7 separate regions of the Homo sapiens genome follow, and regions 1, 2, 3, 4, 6 and 7 are each linked to region 5. Evidence: chromatin contacts called from ENCODE Hi-C or POLR2A ChIA-PET data. All regions are on one chromosome and are shown on one strand. Each heading gives the region's core, a stretch centred on a gene start or an enhancer-like site at or near the end of the contact. The rest is flanking DNA. Distances are from core to core; before and after follow the strand shown. Region 1 has its middle 23 kb from the start of DDIT4. Region 2 overlaps ASCC1 (activating signal cointegrator 1 complex subunit 1). Region 3 has its middle 25 kb from the start of DDIT4-AS1. Region 4 overlaps MICU1 (mitochondrial calcium uptake 1). Region 5 holds the start of P4HA1 (prolyl 4-hydroxylase subunit alpha 1). Region 6 holds the start of NDST2 (N-deacetylase and N-sulfotransferase 2). Region 7 holds the start of DDIT4-AS1 (DDIT4 antisense RNA 1).

Region 1 (2,700 bases), core at 39-2,538, 800 kb after region 5:
GGACACTGAAGGACAGTGTGAGACCCACAATTCAGCGCACCTGCTCACCTTGGTTCCCCATCCTGCCCTGGGTGGGTCTTGGCTTGGAAACCCTAATCCGCTTACTAAGCACCGACCCCACTCCGTGCCCTGCCCGTGCCATGTCCACTCCACTGCACTGAACTGGGTTTCTTTGTCCGTTTCAGCAGACCCTCCTCATCGTGTCCCTCTTCCAGGCAGCCTTCTCTTATAAATTTTGGGCATGCTGGGACTTGTCTACACTGTTGGCAATTGTCAAGGCTTTAGGTCCGAGTTGTTCCTCAACTTCTGACCCCCACCTCATGCTAACAGGACTGGGGCCACAGCGCGTGACTGCAATGTGGCCAGTCCTGGGAGAGCCGGCCTCGCCCCGCGGGGAAGCGGGCGGCCCCTCCGTTGCCATGGCAGCCGAGAGCACCCCCACGAGGCTCCTCATTGGCCACCAAGTCGAGGTCCCGCCTCCGCCATCAGAAGGGACCAACCAAGGCAGACCGGGTGCGACCCAGTTGAGGGATTAGCGGGTGACGCATCTCTCCCAGTCCCTCATGGAGACCCGCGCGCCCGCGATCCTACGGGCGCAGCCGTGGCCCTGGGTCGGGGTCACGCTCGCTGGGCGCGCCTCGGGCGGGGCTGGGGAGGTGCGGAGCTGGGGGGCGCCGCGGGAGGAGGCCACTCAGGCCGCTGGGGAGGGCCGGGCTGCGGCTGGGAGGTTTCCGAGGACGGTCAGGCGGAGGCGGAGGCCGTGCAGGAGGCGGAGGAGGAAAACTATTAAGGAAGGGGGTGGAAGGGCCCCGCTGGCTGAAGACCGCTGAGCTCAGGCGGTGGTAGGACCCTGGGCACGGAGTTGCATGGAACCCTGTTCGAATCCTGCTCTGCACCCGCTTGCGCTGTGGCCTCGCGCACGCGAGCCTTCCTGCCCGGGGGAGCGGGAAGGAGGGAGGGGAGCGGCGAACATCTACTTTGTGCCGATCCTTTTGCTGAAAACCCTAGTTTTCTCTCCAGGATTCCCTCAAAACGACCCTGAAATAGGTGGATGCTATCCTTAGCCCCATTTTACAGATGAGGAAACAGGTTCAAAGGAGGCTACGTGAGAAAAGCCTCGAGTGAGCTCAGTTCCCAGATGTGAGAATGATGTGGCCGGGTTGGTGGTTATCTGCGGGGGGAAGTAGGAGGTGCCCTGCCCACCCCCACGCTCAGGCATCCTGGCCGGCCCGGAAGGAAGAGTTCGTGCCAAGCCGTGAGACTCGGTGGTTTCCTGCAGCAAATCTGCGTCAGGCTCTCTCTGGGGGGTTAACCGCCGCAAACTGGTAACAGCGTCAGAAAGGGGAAACCGAGCTTTATCTGCGGAGGTCCCTGGGCCAGGGACAGCAGATTAAAGAACATGGAGGCAGGGCGCGGTGGCTCACGTCTTAAACCCAGCACTTTGGGAGGCCGAGGCCGGAGGATCGCTTGAGACCAGGAGTTTGAGACCAGCCTGGGCAAGATAGGGAGACCTCTTCTCTAAAAATAAAAAATAAAGAAGATGGAGCCCGCCCCTCGGGAAGGAGGGAAGGGAGAAAGTGTTTCTAACTCCTTATTGTCCTTTCTCTTCTTTTCTTTTCTTTTTTTGAGATGGAGTTTCGCTCTTGTTTCCCAGGCTGGAGTGCAATGGCGCGATCTCGGCTTACCGCAACCTCCGCCTCCCGGGTTCAAGCAATTCTCCTGCCTCAGCCTCCTGAGTAGCTGGGATTACAGGCATGCGCCACCACACCCGGCTAATTTTGTATTTTTAGTAGAGATGGGGTTTCTCCATGTTGGTCAGGCTGGTCTCAAACTACTGACCTCGTGATCCGCCCGCCTCAGCCTCCCAAAGTCCTGGGATTATAGGCGTGAGCCACCGTGCCTGGATCCTTGTTATTTCAAAACAGGCTGAGGTTCCCTCTGGAAGCCCCATTTAAGAACAGACCCATGGCCGGGCGCGGTGGCTCACGCCTGTAATCCCAGCACTTTAGGAGGCCGAGGCGGGCAGATCACCTGAGGTCCGGAGTTTGAGACCAGCCTGACCAACATGGAAAAAACCCCGTCTCTACTAAAAATACAAAAGTAGCCGGTCATGGTGGCGCATGCCTATAATCCCAGCTACTCAGGAGGCTGAGGCAGAAGAATCGCTTGAACCCAGGAGAAGGCAGAGGTTGCGGTGAGCCGAGATCGCACCATTGCACTCCAGCCTGGGCAACAAGAGCGAAACTCCATCTCAAAAAAAAAAAAAGAAAAAAAAGAAAAGAAAATTCACCATATGAATGTCAGACTCTTAATGATGCAAATGCCAGAAAACCTGACTCAAACTGATTTATGCTAAAAAGGGAATCTACTGGCTCAGGAAACTGAGAACCCCAGGCATGACTCGATCTGGCGACACCACGACGTCATGAAGACTCATTTCCCAGAGTCTTTGTACTTGTTTGTACTTTGCCTTTGCTGTCTTGGGAAGTGTTTGGGCTCCATGAGCACCTGCTGCAGCTGCAGGGGCACATCATCCCAAGTTCCAGTTGAGTAGAAAGAGGCTCTGTCCTTGGGAATTGTGACACATGTCCCGGGTTTCACTGTAACTGGACAGTTGGGGTCATGTGACCACACAGATACCAGGGGCAAGGCAGGAATAACCCTGTGTTGATTGGCAAATCTGTTCACAGGCCCCACACC
Region 2 (2,700 bases), core at 192-2,691, 990 kb after region 5:
AGAGCCTGTAAGCTGTCAGAGTACCTGATAAACCTTCTTCCTTTTTTCTTTTAAGGATACTCTGCATTTTGGTTCCTGCAGTGATGCATTAGAGATTATAGTCAGTGAGTGACAATAATAATCAGAGCTCAAAATTTCATCTTATAATTTATCTTTAACTGCAGAACATCTTTGTAAAGGATCATCCCTGTTTAAAGATGGAGAAATTGGGGGAGGGAGTGGGTCTGTAGTCATTGATAATGTCGACCAGCAATAATGGAAAGGATCAGAACTCAGTTTTTAAAAGTTTATTCAAGTGAAAAGCTGGGAATGGCCATTTGGGAAACAGGGACTTCACAGAAATGAGGTCAGTGCTTAAAGTTAAAAGTTAAGGTCCTGCTTATATAGGCAGAAAACAAATTTAGTAGGATTATAACATTTTCTATACAAGGTTGGTTTATGAGCTATAATTTAGTTAATTACAGTTTGTTTTCTTTTCTGTACAGCTTGTTTTCACTTCCTTTCCAACTTAGGAGTGTAGGACCTGGCATGGTGGCTCACGCCTGTAATCTCAGCAGTTTGGGAGGTGGAGGTAGGAGGATCACTTGAGCCCAGGAGTTTGAGACCAGCCTGGGCAACATGGAAAAACCCTGTCTCTATAAAAAATGCAAAAATTAGCCAGGCATGGTGGCATGCACCTGTAGTCTCAGCTACTCAGGAGACTGAGGAGGGAGGATCTCTTGCGCCTGGGAGGTGGAGGCTGCAGTGAGCTGTGATCACGCCACTGCACTCCAGCCTGGCTGACAGAGTAAGACCTTGTTTCAAAAAAAAAAAAAAAAAAGAAAAAGAAAAAGAAAAAGAAAGTATTTAACATACCATCCTAGATGATGTGATAGTCTTTTAAGTCTTTGTATGAGAAATGTAAGAGGGAAGTTTAATCAAAATGAAGATCAACAGTTAAAAGGGAAGGGATCTTCTCTGGCACTGTTTATTCATTTACAACCATTTACAAAACAGTGTAGGTGAGGAAAAAGGCTAATCTATAATCAGAAAAACAACAGTTACAGCTGCCCAGGTTACAGATACAAGTTTAAGTGACTCACATAATCACATTCCCTTAAGCCTTACAATATGTTAAGATTCCAACAGCTTAGATTTTGAATTACTTATTTTCACAATAGGAAAGCATTAAAAACGTCTAGTCTGCCCAAGAAACTTTTTGTGCCCTTTCTTCAGTAGAAAAGAAATATCAATTTTTTTGTACCTAGGTGAAGGTATGTGTGTCTGTGTGTAGAGGAGCATGACTTACCTTAGGGTAAACAGACTCAATTACATTCTTCTGTGATGATGTTTAGAAAGAATCCACTTGGGCACAGCCCATGTGAGTATTTTTAAAGTAGATGGAAGGTTTTTTTTGACCCCGGATGTGGTGGATCTCCATTTCCTTCTTGCCTCTTCCTACCTCCCACATTTGGTCTCCTCAGAAGTAATCTCACAGGTGGCCCAGAAGACAAATGCACGGTATTTGGCAGAAACTCAGAATTTTTTTTTTTTAGGTTTGAGGAATTTTAATAAACATAACTTTGAAACAAAATTTATTTTTTTGGGGGGGGGGTAACTTATTTGTGAACTTAATTCTTTTTGATGACTTAACTCCCAATAAAGTGATCTTAATTCTGAGTGAGATTAGTAACATGACATACGAAGAACCTTGATTTTTTTTTTTTCAAAATCGATTATATTTTTAGTCTGGTATTTGTATCTTTCTGTTTGCTCCCTGAAGTCATACTAGTCCTGTACCTACATGCCTCTTTTATGAGGAATGCATCTGAAATATACCATTATTTGTTTTGATGTTTTGCAATTGGGATCTTCCAAGGGCTGTGATGATAGCTTTTCACATCATTTGCTCCTCATTCTTTGCTATCTGGTTGTATATGCACAGCCTAAGGATGGACCTGCTTCCCCACTTGGCATTCTTTGGTACATATTTGTTATTGGAATTGAGAGGCCCATACACACTGCCTTGTGGACGTGGCCTTCCACTGGCCTGTATCCTAGGCCTCATCCCAGGAACTCTTAAATTTCTCTGACAGTATTAGTGGTCCTAGCTTGTCCCTGTTTCTTATATAAATGGGGATAATAATGCTCAGCTCTGGTTTATATCATAGCAATTTTTTTGGAGTTAATGAGCTGGGCTTTGTAAGACACTTTTAGATCCTTAGATGAAAGGTGTTATTTAACCACAGCAAGGCTTCATACTGGGAGTGCCTTCCCAAAGAGCTCAAAGTACTTGTCAGCCTGTCTTCTGTTCATACCATCCCTCATAGGGAGGTAGGTGGTTAAGTGTTATTATTAAGTACAAAATAGTGTTACTACTTTTATCTATAAACGGGATAATTGTGAGAAATAGAAGTTGGTAAACAGGCTGTGGAAGAAAAACACTGGGAAAACCTCAAAGTAGCATGCATTTGCTATTCCTATTCACTCTGCTTTGAGTTTCAAAAGTCTGATTGCCATACATGAGAACAATAGCATCCTTTCTTAGAGAGAAATATGACCTAGAACATCCTTCTAAATACTTGAATTAATTGAACCCCCTGTACTTACTTTCAGTTGCATCAGATTATATTCTAAAGGTTGGTTTATCTCATGTGTGTCAAGAATGATTATAAATAGCGTAAGACTTGAATATTTTGAATTTTCATTTTTAACTTCAAA
Region 3 (2,700 bases), core at 166-2,665, 850 kb after region 5:
ATTGCACCACTGCACTCCAGCCTGGGCGACAGAAAGAGACTCCGTCTCAAAAAAAAAAAAAAAAAAAAAATTAGCGGGGCTTGGTGGTGCAAACCTGTAGTCCCAGCTACTCAGGAGGATGAGGCAGGAGGATCAATTGATCCAGGGAGGTTGAAGCTGCAATGAGCCAAGATCACGCCACTGCACACTCCAGCCTGGGCGACAGAATGAGACCCTGTCTCAAGCAAACAAAAAATAAAAAAGAGAAAGCATCTATTCTCAAAATCACCTGGAGAGAAACTTTGAGAGAAAATGCTCACATTCATTGCAAGAGTTTGAAATAATGCCTCAAAATCAGTTATCCCGAAGTGACATGAGACCTGCATCCAAGAACCTTTAATAAATAGTGGCAGCCAGGCATGGTGGCTCACGCCTGTCATCTCAGCACTTTGGGAGGCTGAGGCAGGTGGATCACCTGAGGTCAGGTGTTCAAGATCAGCCTGGCCAACATGGTGAAACCCTGTCTCTACTAAAAATACAAAAATTAGCCCGGTGTGGTGGTGGGTGCCTATAATCCCAGCTACTCGGGAGGCTAAAGCAGGAGAACTGCTTAAACCCGGGAGGCAGAGGTTGCGGTGAGCCGAGATCATGCCACTGCACTCCAGCCTGGGCAACAAGAGCAAAACTCCATTTCAAAAATAAATAAATAAATAAATAAATAAATAAATAAATAAATAAATAAATAAATAAATACTGGCATAGGCCAGGCACATAGTGGCTTATGTCTTAATCCCAACATTTTGGGTAGCCGAGGCGGGAGGGTTGCTTGAGCCCAGGAGTTCGAGACCAGCCTGGGCAACATAATGAGACCCTGTCTCTACAAAAAATACAAAAATGAGCCAGGGGTGGTGGTGCGTGCCTGTAGTCCCAGCTGCTCAGGAGGCTGAGGTTCACTTGAGGCCCGGAGTTGGAAGCTGCAGTGAGCTATGAACGCACCACTGCATTCCAACCTGGGTGGAAGTGAAACCCCCCTTTCTAAAATAAATAAATAAAAATAAATACTGATGTTGGTTGTTCCTCTCAGTTTCCCTGAACCTCAGTTTTGTCATCTGAAGGATGTTTTGTTATGAGGGATATGAAACGCGACTGTGTGATGGCACCCGGCACGCTGAAGATGCTTTGGAAATGCGGGATGGGTCAGAATCTTAAGTGCTCGGAGTCTGGTGGCCGGGGGCCTCACCCAGCAGGAGGACACAATGGAGACAGCCTCCCTGGGTCATACAGTGGGCTGCACGCAGGTGCAGGCAGGGGAGCCAGGCCTGAGGCTAGGTAAGAGGCAGCACTAGGACCCAGGGGCCACGTATGCAGCAGGCTCCGCCGGATAAGTTCTCAGCCAGAACACAATGTTCTCAGTGTACCCACAGGAAACCCTGAAGAAGAGAACTGCACATGGCCTCTGCTGGGTGTGTTCTGGTCACAGCCTTTTATTCTTTTTCCTAACCTCAGTCCCCACTTTCACATCCTGTAACCTGCATTGCTGCCCCACCCCACCCTGCTGGGCTGGTCCCAGGTCCCAGGAGAGCAACCAATGCAGGAAGTCCAAGGCCTGGCCAGGTTTTACCATTTTCAAATAAGACCCGTTTGCCTCTAACCCTGGTTTCCTGAATCGCAACCCTTTGTGATGGAAACTTGCTTTTTACAGTGCAGAAGGCAGACACTGGGGACAAAGTTGTATTTCTGCCATGGCAAGGATCTTGGCCCACAGGCAAAGGAAACAGCTGATGCCTCATACCACCACCTCCCTTCCTCTCTGAAGGCCGGGTCCCACCTGGGACAGGGGAGGGCCTCCGTCGCTGCTGCCTGAATCAGAGGGAACTTGGAGCTGCCTGGGGGATCAGCGCCAAGTTTGGAGCAGAACATCCTATGATGTGGTTCCTAGTTTTTATTTCCACGAATGCTATAATATGTTGTCCCACCGAGCTATTTTTATTGAATGGAAAAAAAAAAAAAAGCAAACCTCTGCAAAACCAGCAGTCCTCTGTTAGACGGAAGGACAAGGTGAACTTTTCACTTCCTTCCCTGCAGCCTATCAACTCAGTCCGTGGTTTGGTGTCACCCACACTCTGTGCTATATTCAATCTCAATTTTTGCCTCCTTGTTTTTGAAGCTGCAGGAGCAAGGCTCTAAACCTATGTTTCTCCTGCTAGTTGCATGAGGCTTTTAGAAGTGCCTTTTTGGTGAATTCTCACAACAGCAAAATAGAGATCTATCAGCTGCTTGCCAGCTGCAGGCAAAGGTGGGTCTGAAGAGAGTGAACAAGGAGGGGAACCTTGAGAAACCCAGCACAATCCCAGCCAACTTCTGGCAAACTGCACTGTTGGGAGCTCCGCACAGGCTGCATTCCTGCCACGTTAATGAGAGGCCTGGCCATTGAAAATAAGACCCAAGCCGGAGGGGGTGGCTCATGCCTGTAATCCCAGCACTTTGGGAGGCTGAGGCAGACGGAGGACCTGATGTCGGGAGTTTGAGACCAGCCTGACCAACATAGAGAAACCCCATCTCTACTAAAAAAATGCAAAAATTAGCTGGGCATGGTGGTGCATGCCCGTAATCCCAGCTACTCGGGAGGCTGAGGCAGGAAAATCGCTTGAACCCGGGAGGCGGAGGTTGCAGTGAGCCGAGATCACACCACTGCCCTCCAGCCTGGGCAAGAAGAGTGAA
Region 4 (2,700 bases), core at 1-2,500, 670 kb after region 5:
ATTAGCCAGGCATGGTGGTGCATGCCTATAGTCCCAGCTACTCAGAAGGCTAAGATGGGAAGATCACTTGAGCCTAGGAGGTCGTGGCTGCAGTGAGCCATGATTGTGCCACTGCACTCCAGCCTGGGTGACAGTGCAAGACCCTGTCTGAAAAAAAAAAAAAAAAATCCAGAATGCTCCAATAAGCATTTCCTTTTTGCATGATCTTTGAGCAACGTGTTGGTGCTCAAGAAATTTTGGATTTTGGGCCAGGTGCAGTGGCTCACGCCTGTAATCTCAGCACTTTGGGAGGCCAAGGCAGGCGGATCACCTGAGGTCAAGAGTTTGAGACCAGCCTGGCCAACATATAGTGAAACCTTGTCTCTACTAAAACTACAAAAATTATCTGGGCATGGTGGCACATGCCTGTAGTCCCAGCTACTTGGGAAGCTGAGGCAGGAGAATCACTTGAACCCAGAAGGCGGAAGTTGTAGGGAGCCAAGATCATGCCACTGTACTCCAGCCTGGACAACAACAACAAAAAAAGTTGCTCAACAACAAAAAAAGTTTTGGATTTTGATGCATTTCAGATTTGGGGTTTTTGGATTAGCAATGCTTAACCCTGCATACACTTGACCCCTGCAGCCACATGATGTCTAGCTATTGCCCTTGAAAATTTAACCCGAATGAAGGTCCTTGAGATACTGCCTTCAAAGTTCCCTAGCCTTAGCATAGTGGTCTTCAGTTAATAAATTTTGAACAAATAGGACATTAGTTCAAGTCTGTTTCCATTAGCAGTTTTGCGTGTAAAGAAAAACAGCTCTCCATGGCTCCCTCCAGCCATGTTTAAGACCTCAGAAATAAGGGGGTTCCTGCCTCAGAAAAGCCTAAAAACCTAAAAGGAGAGGTGCTGCCCAAAATCAAATTATAGAACTGAAGTAGTAAGCGTCGAAGTGGCCATACGACTTGGACAAGCAGAAGTTGATTGTTTTTAAGCCCTTTCAGATTCCAGTCACTTAAAAATAATCATAATAGAGCCCATTACCAAAAGACAAGTCTGAGTTTTCAAAGAACATTAGTAAAAATGCTAATCTTGGAATTGCTGCTTGGGCATCTGCACTGGAAATTGACCTTACTGTCTGAAACAAAACAGAGGCGAGGCCTTGTGCCCCTATGAAGAACAGAGAATAAAGGCCTTTTATAAGCCTTGAGCAAGCTGCAGCTGCTGCCAGTGTTACAAACAAGAAACTTTTCAACCATGAATCTATCTGGTGAGATAAAGCTGAAAATTCATCTAGTTCCAACATACGGGATTGCCCCACAGCTGTGAAACCTCCCAGATAAGGGTAGAATGAACACTTTAAATCATTAAAGTCGGCCCTGGAGAGCAGGGAGCACAGCCTTGTTTCACATGCCTTGAAGAAGCCCATAGGTGAACTTTTACCCAGGTTTCAGATTTCACTGAAAATCTGATTTAAACATTGCAAAAAGTATGCCCATTTAGAAAATTTTGTCAGTCCTTCACTTTGTTTCAGGATAGTAAATTGAGTCATAAATCACACTTAAATTGAATCCTGAAAACTTTTGGTATTGTCAAAAATTTATCAGCTCTATAGAAAGATGGTGTGACAAACATCAAAAATTGAGTGGCAGTGTTGAAAAAGAGGCTTTCACCTAATATTGATGATGTTGATTTCTTTAGACATAGTTTTGTGTCTCATTTAAATGTGACTAAGCCCCATGGCTGTATAAGTTTATCCAAAACAACACAGTGCTATTGTACAGGAAGCGAATGTGCCACTGCTCAGAAGTAGGAAATGGTGTGGTGTTGAGAGATAGTCTTTGGACCCAAATAAGGCTGAGTTCAAATCCCAGCTCTGTCACATGTAGCTGCATGTTACTTCAGTTTTCTCATCTGCAGAGTGGAGCTAATAGTAGCTGCTCTGTAGGCTGTTATAGTGACTATATGAGGCCAGGCACAGTGACTCACACCTGTAATCCCAGCACTTTAGGAGGCCAAGGCAGGCAGATTGCTTGATCCCAGAAGTTCAAGACCAGCCTGGCAACATAGCAAGACCCCCATCTCTATTTACAAAAAAAAAAGTAATTAAAAAAAAGAACATATTGGTGAAGTACCTGGCCCATAGTACATACTCAGTAAATGGTCACTGTTAGGCCAGCCATGGTGGTTCATGTCTGTAATACCAGCACTTTGGGAGGCCGAGGCCAGTGGATCACCTGAGGTCAGGAGTTCAAGACCAGCCTGGCCAACATGGTGAAACCCTATCTCTCCTAAAAATACAAAAATTAGCCAGGCGTGGTGGTGTGCACCTGTAATCCCATTTACTCGGGAGGCTGAGACAGGAGAATCGCTTGAACCTGGGAGGTAGAGGTTGCAGTAAACCAAGATCGCACCATTGCACTCCAGCCTGGATGATGAGTGAAACTCCGTCTTAAAAAAAAAGGTGGGGGGGAAATGGTCACTGTTATAGGTTGATACAAAAGTAATTGTATTAAAATACAGTTCTATGTTTTGCTCATTGACACAGTCCCACTACTAAGGAAACAAATTTAGGTCTCTGTCAACTTACTGAGCTAGCTGAAGAAATGAGAGCTGAAAGAGAAATTCACTCTTAACTTTCTTATTTCGTGTCTCATATGTAAGTCCTATCTCTATCAATGTCCTAACATTTTATTGCTATTTTGGGGAAACTTGAAAAT
Region 5 (2,700 bases), core at 184-2,683:
CTTCATTTGGCCTAATAACATATTTTTAATGAAAAATAACTATTTTCCAAAGCAAAATAATTTAGTGAGAAGAGTGGCATTATTTTACATTTCTGCAAATCTCTTCAGTGTCTGGGCTAATAGAAGATTCTCATATCTGTGTCTGCGTTCCATCTGTATCACAGGCATGTAGTCTCTGGAAGACCTCACTGTATTGTTATTAGAGTGAAAAAGGCAGTAAGTCTTAGTATGAAAATAAAGTCTTAGTATGAAAATAATTTTGACCTTATGGATTCCCTGACTACGCTTTCAGAACCATTGATTTAGACATCATTATATCTACTTTTTAGTTGCCTAGTGCTCCCAGAGTACCCTCTCTCTCTTTCTGTAGCTATATAATCACTCACCTCCTGCGTAAGTCAAATGTTAATTATTGCTATACTTTTTAGCATACATGGAAAACTTTAGAAACCACAATTCTTAATGAATAACAAGTCTTAGCAACTCATTTTTCTCTTTAACTGACAAGGAAAAAATTATCTTCTTCATTGTATTCTCCCTCATAGTACAGGGAGATATAAAGAAACCCTTGGTTTGGGGTTACTTTATAACTAAGGCAAATGTTAGACTAAGATCAAACGCAACATTGGGTGCCTTATATAAATTAATGTTACTGGAGAATCTAATATTTACTAAGTCATTTCTGTGTGTGAGGCATGTGTTAAGTGCTTTACATACATTATCTCATTTTATTCTCACAAGAATCTTACAAGATGGGTAGTACCGTCATTTCTATTTTACAGATGAGTAAACGGATACGGAGAGGTTGTTAATGCCTAGTGTTACACACAGGATTGAGGCAGGATTTGAATTGAGATAACCTGACCCTGGAGCTCTTAGTCTATTATCTACTGATAAGGTATAAAGGTAGGAGATAGAGCACGATTAGTATAAAATGAGTGCTGAGATGTGAGAGGAACAAGACAGCTGAGATACCAAGACTGAATCTCTATTATTTTCCACCCTAGAAAAATTCTGCTTTATTTTCTACACTCCCACGTTCCTCTTCTCATTTTTAAGATACTTTATTGCCGGCGGCCTCGTCGCTTAGGCCTGACGCGGACCCTGAAATCAAGGAGGCAAACTGAACAGGAGCGGGGGAAACCCCGTGGTAACCACGGTAACGGTGGCGGGGCGAGAACCCTGCGCAGGCGCGTTACATCCCACTCCCGCTTACCCACACCACGGCGGCCGGTCCCAGCCACTCCTCTCGGCCTCAGACTCCACGGGCCGGCCACGGGTGGGGGCAGCAGGGAGGCACGGGCTTGGCGCCTGCGCAGTCGCCGGGGCGCTGGTGTGATCGAGCTCACGTAGCGAGGGCTGCAGTCGCCTCCTCCCTGGCGCTGCCATCGCGGCCTAGAGGTTATAAAAGGGCTAACGGGCTCCCTCTGCTGCCCAGTCGCGCCGCCAGCGGGCTGAGGGTAGGAAGTAGCCGCTCCGAGTGGAGGCGACTGGGGGCTGAAGAGCGCGCCGCCCTCTCGTCCCACTTTCCAGGTGAGACGCTCCCTCGATCCCGGAGACTGAGGCCACTGGGCAGCCGTGGACCTTCTCGGACGGCTGCGGCGATCCATTCCTTCCCGCTGTGGTGGTACTTCTGGGGCGGGGGTTCCCCAGGTTACCACAGCAGCCTCGGTTCCTTCCCCTCGGGAGACTCGGCCCCTCTCCCTGCGCCACGCGACTCCCGGCGCCCGCGCTCCTTCGTGCCCCCCTTCCCACCTCTGTCCCTAGTGCGCCTCGGACCGCTGGGGCTGCTGCAGCCTCAGTCCCCGCCCTAGGGACCAGGACTTTCTTGAATTTTCCTTCCCGGGGAGGAATCACTCTGTTGCTTTTTTTTTTTTCCAAGTTCCCCTGCACCTGGTCCTCCCTAACGAGGCTAAGGGGAACGCAAGCGCGGGGCGTGGGCTTTTGGCCGCCACAGCCGCAGATGGTTCGCATGTGGCGGTGGAGAGCGGATTTTAAGGCTTGGAGCTGGATCCGCAGCGCGCCAGGCATTTTTGCCCTATCGAAAGTCGCCGGGAGCTGGGGGGACCTCCCCAGAAAGTTCCGGCTGAACTCATCTGTTGCGCGCAGCGGTGCAGCATTAGCTGCCAGACGTAGCCCGGGGCGCCGAGCTTTCTGCTCGTAGCGCCGAGGAAGTAGGCTCTCAGGTCACCTCGTCGTCAGGGAAGCTTCCTTCCCTCTTCTTCCCCATAACTTTTTTTAAAAAGAGACAAGAGCTCTTCTCTCAATCTCTGTCTCTCTGTCTCTCTCTGCCGAGAATTTGCAGCTTTTAAAAGTCCACATCAGTCCAACAAATTCCATGGTTGTGTGAGGATTTTGAGTTGGATTACATGGCTGGCCCCCGGATGTATGTTTCAATGGGGAGGAAGGATGGTATGATAACTGTGAGACTCTTTCTCCTAAATAATCGACTCTGTTACATACAAATTCAATGTTTAGACACTAACATCTTACGCGTTCCGGATAGAGTGAAGACTCTTGGAATTTTGCACTGTTTTCTTTAAGAAAGGGTTGAAGAAGCAGCTAGATCCTCTTTTAGGAATTGATCTAAAAGGCCAAAGAGACTTGCCAATTTCCACTTAACTGTTTCTGGTTTCTCCGAGAGCAGTGGTTCTCGGACTTTCGCTTGGAATGCACTCGGAGGGGATGAAATAGCCACTA
Region 6 (2,700 bases), core at 8-2,507, 710 kb before region 5:
GCAGTCTGCAGTGCCAGCACGCAAATCCCTTCACCACAGGGTTTCGTTTTGCTGGCTTGAAGACAAATGGTCTTAGAATTCATTGAGACCCATAGCTTCATATGGCTGCTCCAGCCCCACTTCTTAGCATTCTTACTCCTCTTCTGGGGCTAATGTCAGCATCTATAGACAATAGACTATTAAAAAATCACCTTTTAAACAAGAAACGGAAGGCATTTGATGCAGAATTTTTGCATGACAACATAGAAATAATTTAAAAATAGTGTTTGTTCTGAATGTTGGTAGACCCTTCATAGCTTTGTTACAATGAAACCTTGAACTGAAAATATTTAATAAAATAACCTTTAAACAGTCCATTGTGTTACTGCTGTTGGAGGTTTACGGCCAGAGGCGTAGATTTTAGCAGCCTGGCTTACCAGGTTGGAGAGAGTACCTCCTCCTACTCCCTTTGGGTACTTTTGAGAATAAAACTTCCTCATGCCTGTAATCCCAGTACTTTGGGAGGCCGACGCGGGCGAATCACGAGGTCAGGAGTTCGAGACCAGCCTGGCTAATATGGTGAAACCCCGTCTCTACTAAAAAATACAAAAAATTTAGCTGGGCATAGTGGCGGGCGCCTGTAATCCCAGCTGCTCGGAAGGCTGAGGCAGGAGAATCGCTTGAACCTGGGAGGGGGAGGTTGCAGTGAGCCGAGGTCGCGCCACTGCACTCCAGCCCAGGCGACAGAGTGAGACTCCGTCTCAAAAAAAAAAAAAAAAAAAAAAAAAAAAAAAAAAAACTTCTCATAAACAGCCTCCAAACAGCGCTCGGTGCTGCGCAGGCGACGCGGGGCGGGGAGGGAGGGTGAGTGCCCTGGGAGCCGGCTGAGGGCCTCGCCCCGCCCCTGGTCCCGCCTCCGGTTAGGCCGCTCCGCCTCTTACTCCTCCCCTCCCCCGAGTGGGCCGGCCCGGCTCCCCCTCCGCGGGGCTGAGTGGATGAGCCCAGGCCTGAGCCCGCCCCTGCTCCGAAGTCGTGGTCCCCGACGCTCGGCCGGCAGTGCCATCGCGCGGAGAGGAGGGGGTGCGCTTCCGCGGGCGGGGCGCGGAGCCCGCCGTCTCGGAGGCCGCGGCTCGGCCCGGCACTGCGGAGGGCCGCTTGATTTCCCGGAACCCAGGTCGCGCGGCTGCTAGGGCCGGAGCCGGTGGATCCGAGCGGGTGCCACCAGCGGCGGCGCGCCGCCTCCCCCGGTGGGAGCGGTGGTTGGGCCAGGCTGCGGCAGAGCGTTCGCTCGGAGATGGCGGAGCAGCCGCGACGCGGCCCGTGGCCCCGAAAGCAGGGAAGCCGGGCAGCCCCGGGACGCGGCGGAGCCCGGGGACAGCGGGGACGCCGCCCAGTCCTCCGGGTGAGCCGCCCCTGAGGAGACCCCCCCGCCCACGGTCGCGCTCAGGCCCCCCCAACAGACTCCCTTGGATGTTGCCACCATCACCACCCGCAGGGTCGTCCCGGGCGGCCCAGCGTGCGCCGCGCCCCGGGTCCTTTCCGCCGGCCTCCCTCAGAACCGCCTCGCTCCCCTCCGGACCGGGCGGGCTCCCTTCTTCCCGCAGGGCTCTCCCAGCCCAGAGGCTGTCTCGATGTCACCCCGGAGTCGCCGCCGCGCGCCTGTGGCCCCTTCCCCTTTGGTGTCCCACATCCGGTGCGCTCTTCGCATCCACCTGTGCCCCCGTCTCCTCTCGGCGGGGCCCCTCCACCCGCCAGCCCCGGGCCCCCTCGGCGCCCGCAGCCTCCGCGCCGCTGCTCCGGCCGTCCCGGCCTCCCCAAGCCCGGGCCCGGCCCCGGCCCCCGTCTGGCTTCGCCGTCCTCAGAGATCTCCCGCACACACCCACCCCGCCCAGCCCTGCTGGCCCTCAGTGTTCACTGGCCCGGCCTGCGGCGCTCCCGGCGCCCCTTCCCTAAACCTTGCTGCTTCTTCCAGGTATGAAGCTAAAATGCAGCGGCTAAGAACGCGGCTCTGGAGCTTGACAGGCCTGACGTCGAATCCCAGCCCTCCCACCAACTGAGCTGTGTGATCCTGGGCAAGGTTCTAAGCTTCTCTGAGTTACTCATATGTGAAATGGGGATAATGGAGCATGTACCTTTTCCCTACCTCTTAGGGCTGGTGTGAAGATTAAATATATGTGAAGCTCTTAGAAGAATGGCTGGCAAGTTGTAATTTCTCAAATACGGGATGATACACCCTGAGTATCAACTTCCCGTCAGTGACCTCCTCACTACAATGTTTTCTCTAAAGTTGCATCACATTCTTAGCATTCACCCCTTCCCGTCACCATTTTGATCCTCTCCCCCAGCTGTCTTCTCGTGTCGTTTTACCTAGGCCAAAGCTGAACTGTTTTATTTTTATTTTTATTTTTATTTTTTTTTGAGCTGGAGTCTAGCTCTGTCACCCAGGCTGGAGTACAGTGGCACAATCTCAGCTCACTGCAATTTCCGCCTCCCACGTTCAAGTGATTCTCCTGCCTCAGCCTCCTGAGTAGCTGGGACTACAGGCGCCCACCACCATGCCCATCTAATTTTTGTATTTTTAGTAGAGACGGGGCTTCACCATGTTGGCCAGGCTGGTCTCGAACTCCTGACCTCAAGTGATCACCCGCTTCGGCCTTTCACAGTGCTGGAATTACAGGCGTGAGGCACCACGCCTGTCCTGAACTGTTTTTAAATCATCTC
Region 7 (2,700 bases), core at 25-2,524, 820 kb after region 5:
GAGTGCCAGCTGGCCCACGCTGTGGCAGCTCTTGCCCTGCTCCACGCAGACGTCCAGCAGCGCCCCCCGCAGGCCGCACGGCTCGCTGTAGGCCAGGCGCAGTAGTTCTTTGCCCACCTGGCTTACCAACTGGCTAGGCATCAGCAGGCGCGCAGGGCGTCGAGAGCCCAGCCGCGCCTGGGCCAGGCTCTCCTGCAGCAGCTGCATCAGGTTGGCACACAAGTGTTCATCCTCAGGGTCACTGAGCAGCTCGAAGTCGGGCAACGACACCCCATCCAGGTAAGCCGTGTCTGGAAAGGAGAGCACACAGGAAGGGGTATTAGAGCGGCTTCAAAACGAAACGCACAGGCGGGGGAGGTGCTGTTTCCTTAAGAAACCAACGCTCCTTCCCACTCCGTGCCTCAGTTTCCGCCTCACTCACCTTATACTCCAATTCCCCCTGCCCCCAAGCAATCTGGGTCCCGATGGGATAGGAAGCCAAGGCGGCTCTGACCCCTTCCAGCACCGGGGCTTCCCCACCTTCCCGGCCCCTCGAGTCGCGTCGGCACCCGCCCACCGCTCACCTTCCTCCGGCCCGAAGCCACTGTTGCTGCTGTCCAGGGACTCGCAGTCCGAGCTCTCCAGGCTCGTGGAGCGGTCAAACCCCTCCTCCCGGGTCGCCGACCCCCAGGCTGAGCGCGGCGGCCGATCTGGGGTGGGAGTTCGGGGCAAGGACGAGGGCGAAGAGGAGGTGGACGACGACGAGAAGCGGTCCCAAAGGCTAGGCATGGTGAGGACAGACGCCAGGGCGTTTGCTGATGAACTCAGAGTGCCGGAGCGTAGAAGCCGCTGTAAGACAAGAGGGGGACCGACCAGGCGTCAGTCTGGGGACCAGACCAGACCAGACCGCGAGCTCTAGGACCCACACACAGAAGGGACACTCACCAGCTAGCGCGGTCAGCGAGAACTGCTAAGACAAGTGCGTCCTGCCGCTTGAATGGGTGTGCGAACCCGTGCCAACCACCGAGAGCCGCCCAGACCCGTCCCAGGTCCACGCTCGCACCTCCCCCTTGGCCTGCTGCGCCCTAGCACCAGCGCGGAGCAGCCTATAAGGACTAGCGCGGCGAGGCCACGCCTTCTCTGCGCCACGACCCAATCCAGACCCGGGAGTGTGGCCCGCCTTGGCCAATGGACTCCGGGCGCACGTAAGCAACGTTCTCTCCTGCCCGGTGACAGCGGCCGGGCCCCGCCTCCATTGAGCCCCAGAAAGCTCGCAGTCGAACCCCGACCCACCGCCACGCCCCCTTTCTGGAAAGGATCCGCGGCGGCTGCAGCTGCCAAGGTCCCCGAGGGCGCTCGCGGCAGGGGAGGATCAAGGAAAGACTTGTTTATTATAGGGTTGCATTGCTGGAGGAGGGGACAGCCCGTGACCAGGCTAGGAGGAGAGGCAGGGAAGCGTGAGGGGGCGGCGGGCAAGGAAAATGGTTGCCCCCAGCGTCTTGGATCCTAAAGCTTCGGGAACAACTGGGCACACACGGGGGGGATGCCCGTGGGACGGCGGCGCAGGAGCAGACGTTAGCCCGGCCTGCCCTCGCGCCCTTACCCCCTCTATCCCTGCTTTGCAAAGGCTCGGGATATGGGGGTGGGGTCCACAGACTGGGAAGCTCCGGGCACCATGCTGCCCCTTCCCCAAGGCCCCACCTGCCCATCCTGGCTGTTACTCTACAGCCCAGGACATAGGTTAATGGGGATCCCTGCCTCCTCCCAAACCCTATCTGCTTCCACTTCCAACTGCTCCCAAGGAGAGGGCTTGAGGAGAGTGGTTAGAGGAGTGTGGATGGGCCCGGGTTCATAGCGCCCAGTGCAGGGATGGAAGCGAGGATTCACAGCAGTCGGACTCACAGACCCATCCGCCCTCCCCGCGGACTGCAGGCAGCGCAGCCGGACCTCCCTGCCCGGGCGCCCCCCGGGTCCTAGCACCCAGCGCTCGCCTAGCGCTTTGTGTAAAAGATCCAGACGGTTGCATCAGGACCGAGGACCGAGATCTCTGGAAAAGCCAGGGAGTGCAATGGCCATCCCGTGTTTCATCATTCAGGCGGGGCCACAGGAAATCTGGCCTGGCAGCAGTGCTCAGAGGCTAACAGTGGTTGCTGAGGGTGGGTGGAGGTTGAGACGGACTCGACCTTTATTGCTCTAAAGGTTTATCAGTCTGGGACAGGAGGACCCTGATGGAAGAGGGAGCCAAACTTACATCAGATGCCCAGGGCCCCGGGGGCGGGCAAGGAACCTAACCAGATAGGCGGGCCTTGCCTCGGGTCAGGCTTGCTTTCGCGTGACAAATGACACTTGCAGGAGATGTCAGGCCACTGCCCTCCGCAACCCCCATCCCCACCCCAACTTAGAAAAAAGAAAAAGCTGACACTTGGGCCAAGACTTAGAACCTGAAAGAACCAGAATCCAAGCTCTGCACCCTACTCTCATTTGACAGGTGGGAGACCCACTTATGGAGACAAATTTATGGATTAAAAAAAGAAATCAGGGGATCCAGGAGACATCTTAAAGACAGCTGCAGAATGGAATAGTTTGTGAGCCACTGGGACTTTCAAGGCCTTCTCTTCCCATTCTTCAAGCTCTGTCGCTTGTTGGAGCCTTAAAGACACCAGATTGCTTAACAATGGGGATATAAAAATTAAAAATAATAAAAGACACTGGATCAAGGCG

What was found. Hi-C counts contacts between places; a loop is a spot of excess contacts on that map. ChIA-PET counts read pairs that join two places held with the same protein, here RNA polymerase II (POLR2A). Pooled maps may share reads with other maps.
Region 1: a pooled map shows a loop between it and region 5 (8-fold over the local background). The contact joins the enhancer-like site here to the promoter of P4HA1 in region 5. A Hi-C loop is called at or near these places in 1 of 37 single-sample maps with no recorded cell type and 6 of 50 pooled maps. POLR2A ChIA-PET finds 5 or more read pairs at or near these places in 4 of 52 experiments (GM10248, PC-9, activated CD4-positive, alpha-beta T cell and 1 more).
Region 2: a pooled map shows a loop between it and region 5 (2.5-fold over the local background). The contact joins the enhancer-like site here to the promoter of P4HA1 in region 5. A Hi-C loop is called at or near these places in 4 of 50 pooled maps. POLR2A ChIA-PET finds 5 or more read pairs at or near these places in 5 of 52 experiments (K562, PC-9, Panc1 and 2 more).
Region 3: a pooled map shows a loop between it and region 5 (3-fold over the local background). The contact joins the enhancer-like site here to the promoter of P4HA1 in region 5. A Hi-C loop is called at or near these places in 2 of 50 pooled maps. POLR2A ChIA-PET finds 5 or more read pairs at or near these places in 5 of 52 experiments (T-cell, WTC11, activated B cell and 2 more).
Region 4: a loop to region 5 is called in a map of dorsolateral prefrontal cortex, with 5 times the contacts of the local background. The contact joins the enhancer-like site here to the promoter of P4HA1 in region 5. A Hi-C loop is called at or near these places in 1 of 168 maps with a recorded cell type or tissue (dorsolateral prefrontal cortex) and 1 of 50 pooled maps. POLR2A ChIA-PET finds 5 or more read pairs at or near these places in 5 of 52 experiments (A673, K562, OCI-LY7 and 2 more).
Region 6: a pooled map shows a loop between it and region 5 (7-fold over the local background). The contact joins the promoter of NDST2 here to the promoter of P4HA1 in region 5. A Hi-C loop is called at or near these places in 7 of 50 pooled maps. POLR2A ChIA-PET finds 5 or more read pairs at or near these places in 2 of 52 experiments (T-cell and activated B cell).
Region 7: a pooled map shows a loop between it and region 5 (9-fold over the local background). The contact joins the promoter of DDIT4-AS1 here to the promoter of P4HA1 in region 5. A Hi-C loop is called at or near these places in 1 of 168 maps with a recorded cell type or tissue (natural killer cell), 1 of 37 single-sample maps with no recorded cell type and 11 of 50 pooled maps. POLR2A ChIA-PET finds 5 or more read pairs at or near these places in 6 of 52 experiments (GM10248, GM12878, PC-9 and 3 more).

The regions. Positions count from the first base shown.
Region 1 is chr10:72,295,924-72,298,623 of GRCh38, reverse strand. No RefSeq gene overlaps it. Among named protein-coding and RNA genes, the nearest start is that of DDIT4, 23 kb to the right of the region's middle. RefSeq lists enhancers at 145-234, 1-503, 1,155-1,454, 2,459-2,700 and a silencer at 525-794. Within about 2 kb of position 1,288, at least 39 of the 41 ENCODE cell types and tissues checked have a DNase peak (open chromatin) inside an H3K27ac peak, as active enhancers do; they include PC-9, where a contact is called at or near this core.
Region 2 is chr10:72,106,197-72,108,896 of GRCh38, reverse strand. The region is part of intron 9 of ASCC1 (activating signal cointegrator 1 complex subunit 1); the gene reads left to right. Among named protein-coding and RNA genes, the nearest start is that of SPOCK2, 19 kb to the right of the region's middle. Within about 2 kb of position 1,441, at least 6 of the 41 ENCODE cell types and tissues checked have a DNase peak (open chromatin) inside an H3K27ac peak, as active enhancers do; they include PC-9 and Panc1, where a contact is called at or near this core.
Region 3 is chr10:72,247,671-72,250,370 of GRCh38, reverse strand. No RefSeq gene overlaps it. Among named protein-coding and RNA genes, the nearest start is that of DDIT4-AS1, 25 kb to the left of the region's middle. RefSeq lists enhancers at 1,200-1,299, 768-1,334, 1,335-1,903, 1,904-2,471. Within about 2 kb of position 1,415, at least 35 of the 41 ENCODE cell types and tissues checked have a DNase peak (open chromatin) inside an H3K27ac peak, as active enhancers do.
Region 4 is chr10:72,423,866-72,426,565 of GRCh38, reverse strand. The region is part of intron 8 of MICU1 (mitochondrial calcium uptake 1); the gene reads left to right. Among named protein-coding and RNA genes, the nearest start is that of DNAJB12, 70 kb to the right of the region's middle. Within about 2 kb of position 1,250, at least 2 of the 41 ENCODE cell types and tissues checked have a DNase peak (open chromatin) inside an H3K27ac peak, as active enhancers do; they include dorsolateral prefrontal cortex, where a contact is called at or near this core.
Region 5 is chr10:73,095,599-73,098,298 of GRCh38, reverse strand. It overlaps P4HA1 (prolyl 4-hydroxylase subunit alpha 1), which reads left to right and starts at 1,433. Exons shown (of 15, transcript NM_001017962.3): 1 at 1,433-1,533. RefSeq lists enhancers at 983-1,052, 1,297-2,052 and a silencer at 1,083-1,412.
Region 6 is chr10:73,810,155-73,812,854 of GRCh38, reverse strand. NDST2 (N-deacetylase and N-sulfotransferase 2) reads left to right here and starts at 1,257. Exons shown (of 15, transcript NM_003635.4): 1 at 1,257-1,381; 2 at 1,952-2,056. It overlaps CAMK2G (calcium/calmodulin dependent protein kinase II gamma), which reads left to right. Exons shown (of 23, transcript NM_001367534.1): 23 at 1-354. NDST2-ZSWIM8-AS1 (NDST2-ZSWIM8-AS1 readthrough) reads left to right here and starts at 1,035. Exons shown (of 18, transcript NR_182658.1): 1 at 1,035-1,381; 2 at 1,952-2,056. RefSeq lists silencers at 743-1,452, 1,753-1,822.
Region 7 is chr10:72,272,285-72,274,984 of GRCh38, reverse strand. It overlaps DDIT4-AS1 (DDIT4 antisense RNA 1), which reads left to right and starts at 1,274. Exons shown (of 2, transcript NR_186445.1): 1 at 1,274-2,135; 2 at 2,468-2,700. DDIT4 (DNA damage inducible transcript 4) reads right to left here and starts at 1,061. Exons shown (of 3, transcript NM_019058.4): 1 at 925-1,061; 2 at 564-828; 3 at 1-290. The coding sequence starts at 768. RefSeq lists enhancers at 687-806, 1,517-2,040, 2,041-2,564.